Linked DNA regions of Homo sapiens: region 2 is linked to region 1. Evidence: read pairs that join two places in POLR2A ChIA-PET (ENCODE). Cell type or tissue: PC-9. All regions are shown on one strand. Region 1 overlaps ABTB2 (ankyrin repeat and BTB domain containing 2). Region 2 overlaps CSTF3 (cleavage stimulation factor subunit 3).

Region 1 (5,000 bases):
TTTTATCGTATATATGGTTTATTTCTATAACAACTTGATAACTATCATGAGACGCAGTTCAGAGCTGTGGTTAAGTGTACAGCCTCTAATTCCAGACTGTCTGAGTTCTAAAGTTGGCATGGCCACTACTAGCTGTGTGACCTTAAGCAAATTACATAACTGCTCTGTGCCCTAGTCCCCTAATCTGTAAAAGGGAAACAACAATAATAGCGTTTCTTAAAGGCTAGGAAGATTAAATAACTTAATATATATAAAGTACTTAAACCGTCCTGACATTTAGCAAACATTCCATGATTTTTAGCTTTTTTTAAATTAAAAAAATTTTTTTAAATTTTTTGTTATAATTATGTTTACTATTTTTACTATTCCTGGGTCCCAGAAAGGGAGGGGAGTGAGGAAAATCTTGGCCTGACTTCCGCCACAGGGCTCAGGCCTTCTTTTCCTTTGGTTAATGGTTGTGATGCTTTATGGAAGTGAGCCAAGGATACACCAGGGGTCTACTTTTGTTGCTTTGTTTTGGAATAAACCCATGTTACAATTTTGAGAGAAAACTCCAGGCTGTCCAGGCCTGCTCTTGCAAGGCCCGGGGTCTCTCTGTTGGGGAACCTCGACCGACTCCAGGTTTGCTGCTTCAGAGAGTAAGCTGGCAGGGGATGCAGAAGGGATACAGTGGGCTGGTTCTACTCACTTCTCCACTGGACGAAGCCAGCATTTGACCCCAGACAACAGCATCCCCAGGCATTCTGTCTTCTGCTTAAAGACTCCTCCTCCATCTGAACTGTGGCCCCTTGATGGGCTTCATGGCTGAGTAACACTGGCAGACCTCCGAGGAGAGGGATGGAACAGGGCCTGATCTGACAACAGCCTCCCAGAGAGAAGTGACGGTGGCTACACAGTCTGGCTTCAAGGTCAAAGTTCCTAAAACCTTGCATCCCTTTATGCACTAGTACTGGGGCAACGATCTAGAAAAGTGAAAGGAACTCAGACACCTTTGACTGCATCATGGGCATCACTCTAAAGCAGGCTGGAGGGAAGGAATAACAATAATTATAACAAGTGAGACCCTGCCTCAAAAATAATGATATTTGGCCGGGCGCGGTGGCTCACGCCTGTAATCCCAGCACTTTGGGAGGCCGAGGCGGGTGGATCATGAGGTCAGGAGATCGAGACCATCCTGGCTAACAAGGTGAAACCCCGTCTCTACTAAAAATACAAAAAATTAGCCGGGCACGGTGGCGGGCGCCTGTAGTCCCAGCTACTCGGGAGGCTGAGGCAGGAGAATGGCGTGAACCCGGGAAGCGGAGCTTGCAGTGAGCCGAGATTGCGCCACTGCAGTCCGCAGTCCGGCCTGGGCGACAGAGCGAGACTCCGTCTCAAAAAAAAAAAAAAAAAAAAAAAAAAAAAAGATATTTAACTATGATAACAGCTACCAGTTACTAAGGACTTACTTTGCGTGGAAGTGCACTCGAGTCTTAGACTAATTCATGATGTGGCACTATCACCCTTTCTTACAATAAGTAAAAGAACAGAAGATGACAGAAGCCAAGGTCACAGCTAGTAAGCCACAGAGCCAGGATTCAAACCCAGGCTGACGGGCCTCCATTTTGGAGCTCTAAACCACCAGGCTGCACTCCATCACCAGAGACTGCAGTTCCTCTCACCTGGACTCTCAGTTTGCCCTTTATTAATACTATGATTCTTTCAGTTGTCTTATTTCTGGTTATAGCCGTTTTAATATGATCTTTGCATCCCTGCGTTAAGTAGTGGATTGGAATATACACACACACACACACACACGCGTGTGTGTGTATGTATATATTTTTTTCTTTTTTTTAAAGGCACACCTCAGCTGGATAACATTAAAAAAGAAAAGAAAAATACAGGTCATTTTTTCTTGGCCAAGAAGATATCATTGTGTCTAGGTGGGAGGTATGAGGTCAGACCAATGGTTCTGCAGAACCCTGTTTCAGACCTGGGATCCCATTAGGCATGCAGGTCAGCCACACAGTCTTGGCCGAGTGCAGTATTGCGCAAACGTGCCTTGAGTTTCCAATCTGGAAACATTTCCTGCTTTTCCACTTCCAGCCAGCTCTCATCCTCAGGCAGAGGTTGCCAGCCATTCCAGACTAAGCGGGGGTGATGACGTCAGTGGAGAGAACCGGACCAGCAGCCTGGATGCTCCGACTCCCGCCTGGGGCCTGAATCCTGGCCTCTGAAGGATGTTTCTGAGGTGGTAGTGACTCACCTGGGCTCCAGGCTGGCAAAGCTGCCTCGAGAGTCCTCATTCAGCTCCCTGCATCTTGACTATTTCTGAGGTAAACTGTGGGGACCTAAGCCCACACCACATTGAATCCCTTCCCCAAACCCAACAGGAAACATCAGATTCCATCATTTGTAATCTATCTGGCTTGGATCCATGACAGCATTCCTTACGCAAGCCCTGACTCCAACAGGGCTGAAGCCTGCAGGCCGAGGCTGTGCTGGGGAGTCTGAGTTACAGGCACCATTCTCCTCCCCTCCTGGAATGAGCCCTATTAATAATGGCTGAAGAAAAGCAGGTAAATGCCCCTCCTACCCCAGGGAAAAACATCCAGCCCTGCTGTAGAAGCCACACACACTTGACTTTCTCCAGAGATGTTTAGGGCAGGGGAAATGGGGGACCATGGCATGTCACATGCCTCCCCTGAATACAGGGCTCTCTTTTTTTTTTGTATCCTGCCTTAAGAGGGGGCTAAAGTAGCAAGCTGACCCTTGATATCCTGCCTAGAAATATCCACAGATGACACTGGTACCAACTGCAACCACGGTTTTTATGAGCACCCTAATCCACTACAAGTCACCTCCACTCAATGTGGATCCCGACTCCGTGCTTCCCTCGAGATCATTTTCCACCTGCTTTCACTAGCTGGTCTGACCAGTTTCCCTGGGCTACCAGGTCTAGTTAAGGGTGGTTGTTAATTATGCACAGAACACTAAGGAATAATAATACACTCTGCCAATCTTTCATGTCAAGAACACCAAAATTTTTGACTCAGAACTCCCTATGAGATAAAGCACTTATACCATTCTCATTGGGTCAGCTGGACACAGTCCTGTGATCCCACAGGTGGAAGAGGTCATGGCCCGAGAAGACAGCTGTCGTCCTGGAAGTCACACAACAGGGCCATTGCTAGACGGTAGAGAGGCTCCAATCAAGGCCACTGTCAAATACCTGAACAGAAACCTTTTCACATTTAATCCACCTACTCATTGAGCTCTCAGAAAATAGAAATGGCATTTGGGTATTACCAGTGTGGGAGGGCTTTGAATTGACAACTCAGGGGTCACAGTCTTTGTTTCTTAGGGGGGACTTCTAATGATATGCTCAAATAGAAAAAATTCAACATCAGAGAGCCATGTCACAAATCCTGGTTCACCAGTGCTGCTTGTTTGGTTAAAAAAAAAAAAAAAAGTTCTGATTCGATGTGACTAATAAGTCCCAAGACCACACTGTTGAAGGGTCCTAACCAATTTAAAAGTTTTAAAAAGCACTCAAAATAGATTGCCTTCCTTCTCCTCAAAACTTAATCAGTTATTCTTGGCTACAAATAAAACCAATACTGGTACTTACTTGAAGCTATACTTCATAATCCAGTTACTACTCTTAAGGGAAAATATTAATTCCTAAAATCCTACTTGGCTGTATATACCATGTGGAAAAAATATAGGGCCACAGAATTCTTCCCCACACACAGTCCCCACCCAGCCTGGCTCTCCCCCATCCGGGCCTGCCATTTCATCTCTGCTTTATTGGCATGCACATCTGGATTACATAAATTTCAAGTATGGGTTTCAATATTAGTACTGCTTAGGGTTACAATACTTGACAAATCTCAAATGCCAGGACGTCAAATCAAATTAGCTTGACCAGTCACAGAAGACAAGGGGAGAGAGGGATGGACGACTGGAGCACTACAACAATAAACAAGGTGCGCTGCTGATCCACTGTTCCTTGTTTAGCTGGCATGGAGGCTTCAGACGTGACCTAATAACCTCTCAGATCCAGGAGAATGCGAACCTGCAGGTCCATGTCTCCATCCCTTAGCAGAACAGTAGGTGCCCACTTGGCTGAGAAGTACGTGTGTATGTACGTATTTGAGATGGAGTCTTGCTCTCTCACCCAGGTTGGAGTGCAATGGTGTGATCCCAGCTTACTGCAATCTCCACCTCCCAGGTTCAAGTGATTCTCCTGCCTCAGCCTTCTGAGTAGCTGGGATTACAGGGACCTGCCACCCCACACAGCTAATTTTTGTATTTTTTGTAGAAACAGGGTTTCACCATGTTGGCCAGGCTGGTCTCGAACTCCTGACCTCAGGTGACCTACCCGACTCAGCCTCTCAAAGTGCTGGGATTACAGGCGTAAGCCACCGTGCCCAGCCAGAAGTATGTATTTAAAAGTTCAAATGAAACCATTTGGATGCAACCCCAGTTAATCTAGGGTCTCATAAAGAACATCTTTGAAATTTCAAATTTTACCTTTGTTACTCAAGTTCAGGTCTTAGCCCGTGGAGGTAGCTTTTGGCATGTCATGACCCTGGTATTTCAAGAGGGTGGTGGATTGGTAAGTCATGCAATTCTTCATGATAAAATCTAGGAGTGAGTGGCTACAAAAGAAGTTATCAAATACTTTTCATTTCATTTCCTAAATGTCTTATTTAAAAAAAAAAACAAACAGATTTGGCTGGGTACGGTGGCTCATGCCTGTAATCCTAGCACTTTGGGAGGCCAAGGTGGGTGGATCACTTGAGGTCAGGAGTTCCAGACCAGCCTGGCCAATATGGTGAACCCCATCTCTACAAAAATCAAAAATTAGCCAGGTGTGGTGGTCACACCTGTAATCCCAGCTACTCAGGAGGCTGAGGCAGGAGAATCGCTTGAACCCAGGAGGCAGAGCTTATAATGAGCACTGCACTCCAGCCTGGGTGACAGAGCAAGACTCTGTCTCAAAAACAAAATGAAAC
Region 2 (5,000 bases), 1.1 Mb before region 1:
TCATATGCCCAGATAATAAAGAACTATATGTGACAGGTGTCACAATGAGACCGGATATTAGGACCAGATGTCAGCTTAGTTCTGTGTTCCTTTACCAATGCAACCAAACCCTACTTCATGTTTGTTGTGAATGAAACTGAACATGTATCCTACAATACAAAACTAATCCCTCCAAATCATCCATAGATTAAAAATCTAAACATACAAACAACTCAAAAACTTAAAAAAAAAAAGATCTTGGGCCGGGCATGGTGGCTCACACCTGTAATCCCAGCGCTTTGGAAGGCCAAGGCGGGCGGATCATGAGGTCAGGAGATCAAGACCATCCTGGCTAACACAGTGAAACCCCATCTCTATTAAAAATATAAAAAATTAGCTGGGCGTGAGGGCGTGGTGGCGGGCACCTATAGTCCCCGCTACTAGGGAGGCTGAGGTAGGAGAATAGCGTGAACCCAGGAAGCGGAGCTTGCAGCGAGCCGTGATTGCGCCACTGTGCTCCAGCCTGGGCGAAAGTGCAAGACTCTGTCTCGAAAAAATAAAAATAAAAAAATTAAAAAAAAAAAAAAGATCTTGGCTTAACATATTAGTTCAAATAATTATATTTACCATTATCTGCTTAGTAAACTTGCATATTCATCCCCTAGGAAACAAATAGCTACAAAATATAAATTAAAATCTTAACCGTTTGGAACTTAAAAGATGAGACTTCTTTCAAATATGAATAATCCAGATTTAATACACTAAATAAACTAAGTCAAACATTAGAAAAACATTAATTAGGACACACAGAAGCTTTGCCCTTCTGATTTTATTCAATATTTACTATGTATCCTAAGTTGTCCATTAATCTAAAGATAGTTTAAACAACTGCCAACTCAAATCCCTTTTTTAGCCCAATTCTCACACCATTACCAACTGTCCAACAAAACAAAACAAAAAGACTCAAATTCACAGGTAGGTCCTATCTAAAGAGAAAGATTCAGAGACATGGTAGAAAAGCTTAAAATCACCGTCACCAAATCGAAGATTTAAAAAAAAAAGCTTAAAATCATGAATTGGTATGGGTAATTGTCCAATAGGTAAAAACACCCAAATACAGATTTTGCCCTTCTGAAGGTCTATCTGGGATGTAAATGCCTACATTCCCTGAAATAATGTTGAAGGAATGCAGTATCACCTAACACAGTACCTTTCTGCTGTATCTCTAAGAAAAACCCAATTCTCATTCTTTAAGCACAGAGCAACTTCTCTTAGGAACAACTGTCCCCAAACAGAATATTTGATAATGCTCCAGTTTCCTAAGAAATATCAACAATAAAGATCAAATCAATTTGCCTGCCCAAAACTGTTACACCAAACAAGCATCACTAAAAATAGGAGGCAGAAAACTAGGAAGGGCTGTTACAGAAAGATTTTGGAAAAAATAAATCCAAAAAAACACATTGTCCAACACACATAGTTGGCTCTTTCTCTGCCTCTTCTAACCCCTACACATATATGCACCTTGACTAAAATTGGCGATACTGTTACTTCTAAACAGCTTAAGTACTAATGTTTACCTAACGAAATAAACCAGGTTTCAGGTTTCAATGCTGTGGGTGTTTCAACTTTTTCTTTCCTTATTAATAATAAGTATATAATAGGACACATACTCTTCATTATTTTCTAAATCTTCCCAAAATTATTTTTCACTAAAAACACGTATTTATGAGCCTAAATGCTCCTTTGTTAAGAACTACCAGCAATTAATTTGCGCTTCTTAGAATCATGTAGCTTTTCCAAGCTGAGGATCATTTGGCTTGTATTTTAGGCCTTCCAAATTCTAGGATAAGTTATACATTATTTAAAAGGTGAAATATGGCTGGACTCACACCTGTAATCCAACAGTTTGGAAGGCTGAGGCAGGAGGATCACTTAAGTCCAGGAGTTCAAGACCAGCCTGGGAAACACAGTGAGACCTCGTCTCTACCTAAATAGTAAATAAATAATTTTTTTTAAAAGATGCAAACTTAATCCATTCATTTACTGAATACCTTTAAGCATCAAAATATTATTTCTTAGGTCTTTAAGACATAAAGATGAATAACATCATCTCTTCAACTAAAGAAGTTCAAAACCCAATGGAAAATGTCTAAATAACAGCATATTAAATGCCTTAAGAGTAGTGCACAAGGTTAAATAGACCTAAGAATGAGATCAAAAGTTGAATCAGGCATTAAAAAAAACAAACACCACAGGCTGGGCGCAGTGGCTCACGCCTGTAATCCCAGCACTTTGGGAGGCTGAGGCAGGCAGATCACTTGAGGTCAGGAGTTCAAGACCAGCCTGGTCAACATGGTGAAACACCATTTCTACTAAAAATACAAAAAAATTAGCCGGGCATTGTGGCGTGTGCTTGTAATCCCAGCTACTCAAGAGGCTGAGGCAGGAGAATTGCTTGAACCTGGGAGGCGGAGGTTGCAGTGAGCCGAGACCGTGCCACTGCACTCCAGCCTGGGCAACAGAGCAAGACTCCATCTCAAAAAAACAAAAAACAAACACAAAAAAACAAAACCATGAAATAAATAATACAGCCATAATTCCACACAGAAATCATATGTTTGTTAGGGGGGTAAACCTATATGCAAATAGTTTTTTCACCATTAAACTGGCAAAAACAATAAGCAAGGAGCTTCAGAAGAGATCCTTGAACACTATAAGGTAATTCCAATAGCTCTCTACATGCAAAATTGAACTTCCCTACTAGAGTTGAAAAAAAAATCACAGCAATAAACCTTTAGCAGTGATTTTGCTTGTCTGCAATAATTTCCCTCTGTTAGGGGGCACAAATCACAAATCTTAGCACCAAGAGAAAAATGACTATCCATATATTTTAGTAATAAATTTAAGATAGTATCAGGTTTATTCTACAAACTTGAACTTCAATGCTACTAAAAGGCTAAATCTACACCTGCATCTTGTAGGACTCTTTGTCCACCCCATCCCTTGGCATTTTTCCAAAGCAAATCCATGATTCAATGGTTTTAATTTTTTTCTTATTATTCTTTAGTCTCATTGAGTTTATTTTTCTCATCCATGATTTCAGGTTATTTTGGATACTCTCTTTTCCTCCAGATTTTCAATATTGTCTTAAATATCAAGCAAGGTACAGCTCATTCATATTTTCCATCCTTAAGGTGTTATTTAATGGTTATTTTAGTTGAAGCTGAATACAGTATCTAGGATTTGCTTCGAAGTAATGGGGGTGAGAGAAGCAAATGAAGTCATGGAGGAAACAAGATTAGCCATAAATTGAAGCTCTATGACAGGTACTTCATATATTATACTGTTTTTCTTACATGTTTGAAATGTATTATTAAAAAGTTAAAGAAAAGGCTATATGAAGATGACTTCCTTGTTGATAATCAGATGTCTAAATTGCCTTTCAGACTTAAGGAAAAGATATAAGAACCACCAAAAAGGTTTGGACAAGTTGAGTGTGCAAAAGAAAAATGGCTATCACTGATACTAACACACTAAGAGAAATCCATGAATCCATAGCGATACTTAATCTTTAGGAAGAAAAAAAGTCTTTTTTGCAGAAAGTATGAGCCAGTAAACAGACACAGACCAACAGAATTGTGGGTTTTAAAAACAAAACAAAACCACCATTTGCTACTTCCAATGTAAGAGCTGATTTAGTCAAGATTTATCAATTGATAACTAGGTATAAGGTGATTTTAAAGAAAACGGTTATCAACTCACAGATTATTAACTGCAAAGGGGAACATGACCCTTAACAATGAGATCACCCTAAACCAAGTGATCAAACTTAACCATCCTAACAGAACCCAGCAGAAGTACCTGCTAATGTAATGATATAATGTTAAGTATTCTATCCAAAAATACTTAACCCAAATATCAAGGCTGAGTATAGACCTAACTGTAAAGTTTTCAGGAAATACAGATGAAGGGACAAGTTAAATGACATCATCAACCCCCAAACCAAAAGCAAGCAAGCAAACAAACAACAAAAAACAAATACACCCAGAAAAGCAGTGTTAAGTGTCCTTGACACTTCGAATAGACAACAGCCCCAGGGGAGAAGAATGGTGAGACTACTTAAGAGACAGAAGTAAATGATTCAATATGTAAATCTAGATTGATTCTGGTTAAAAAAAAAATCACATTCTTGGGACAAATGGGGAAATTTAAAGAACTAGATTTTAGAAATACTATTTTCTTGGGTGGGGAAATGGTATGGTGGTTATGTAACAACATTTTGCTCTTATTTATAAGAGAATGCTGAAATACTTGGGGCTGCAATGTGTCAAAATACTTTCAAATAAACATGCGTGGACCAGGCGTGGTGGCTCGTGCCTGTCTGTAATCCCAACACTTGGGGACACTGAGGTGGGTGAATCGCTTGAGCCCAGGAGTTCCAGACCAGGCTGGGCAACATGGTGAATTCCTGTCTCTACAAAAAAAATACAAAAATTAGGCCAGGTACGGTGGCTCACGCCTGTAAATCCAGCACTTTGGAAGGCAGAGGTAGGCGGATCACTTGAGGTCAGGAGTTCGAGACCAGCCTGGGCAACGTGGCAAAATCCCCGTCTCTACTTAAAATACAAAAATTAGCGGGGCATGGTGGTGGGCGCCTGTAATCCCAGCTACTGGGGTGGCTGAGGCAGGAGAATCGCTTGAACCGGGAGGCGGAGGCTGCAGTAAGGCGAAATCGCGCCACTGCACTCCAGTCTGGGCGACAGAGCAAGGCTCCATCTCAAAAAAAAAAAAAAAAAAAAAAAAAAAATTAGCTGGGCATGGTGGCGCGCGCCTGTACTCCCAGCTACGGAGGAGGCTGAGGTGGCAGGATCACAGAGCGCAGGGAGGTCGAAGCTATGGTGAGCTGTGATGGCGTCACAGCACTCTAGTGTGAGTGACAAAGACTCTGTTCTCAATCTATCAGCATGGGGAGATAAAGCAAATATGGCAAGGCTTTCAGCTGTTGATTCCAGGCGAAG

The links. Peaks named below come from ENCODE experiments on the same cell type or tissue, not always from the same donor. Only the 100,000 strongest peaks of a DNase experiment are listed, where the experiment ranks them.
Region 2: POLR2A ChIA-PET joins it to region 1 with 6 read pairs; 1 of 35 experiments calls an interaction of 5 or more read pairs at or near these places.

Annotation. Positions count from the first base shown.
Region 1 is chr11:34,272,784-34,277,783 of GRCh38, forward strand. The region is part of intron 1 of ABTB2 (ankyrin repeat and BTB domain containing 2); the gene reads right to left. Among named protein-coding and RNA genes, the nearest start is that of ABTB2, 83 kb to the right of the region's middle. In PC-9, no CTCF peak of the experiment used is centred here; DNase peaks (open chromatin) are centred at 2,178, 2,888 and 4,608; H3K4me3 peaks cover 735 bases; H3K27ac peaks cover 3,219 bases.
Region 2 is chr11:33,154,835-33,159,834 of GRCh38, forward strand. The region is part of intron 1 of CSTF3 (cleavage stimulation factor subunit 3); the gene reads right to left. Among named protein-coding and RNA genes, the nearest start is that of CSTF3, 4.1 kb to the right of the region's middle. In PC-9, no CTCF peak of the experiment used is centred here; no DNase peak of the experiment used is centred here; H3K4me3 peaks cover 2,152 bases; H3K27ac peaks cover 974 bases.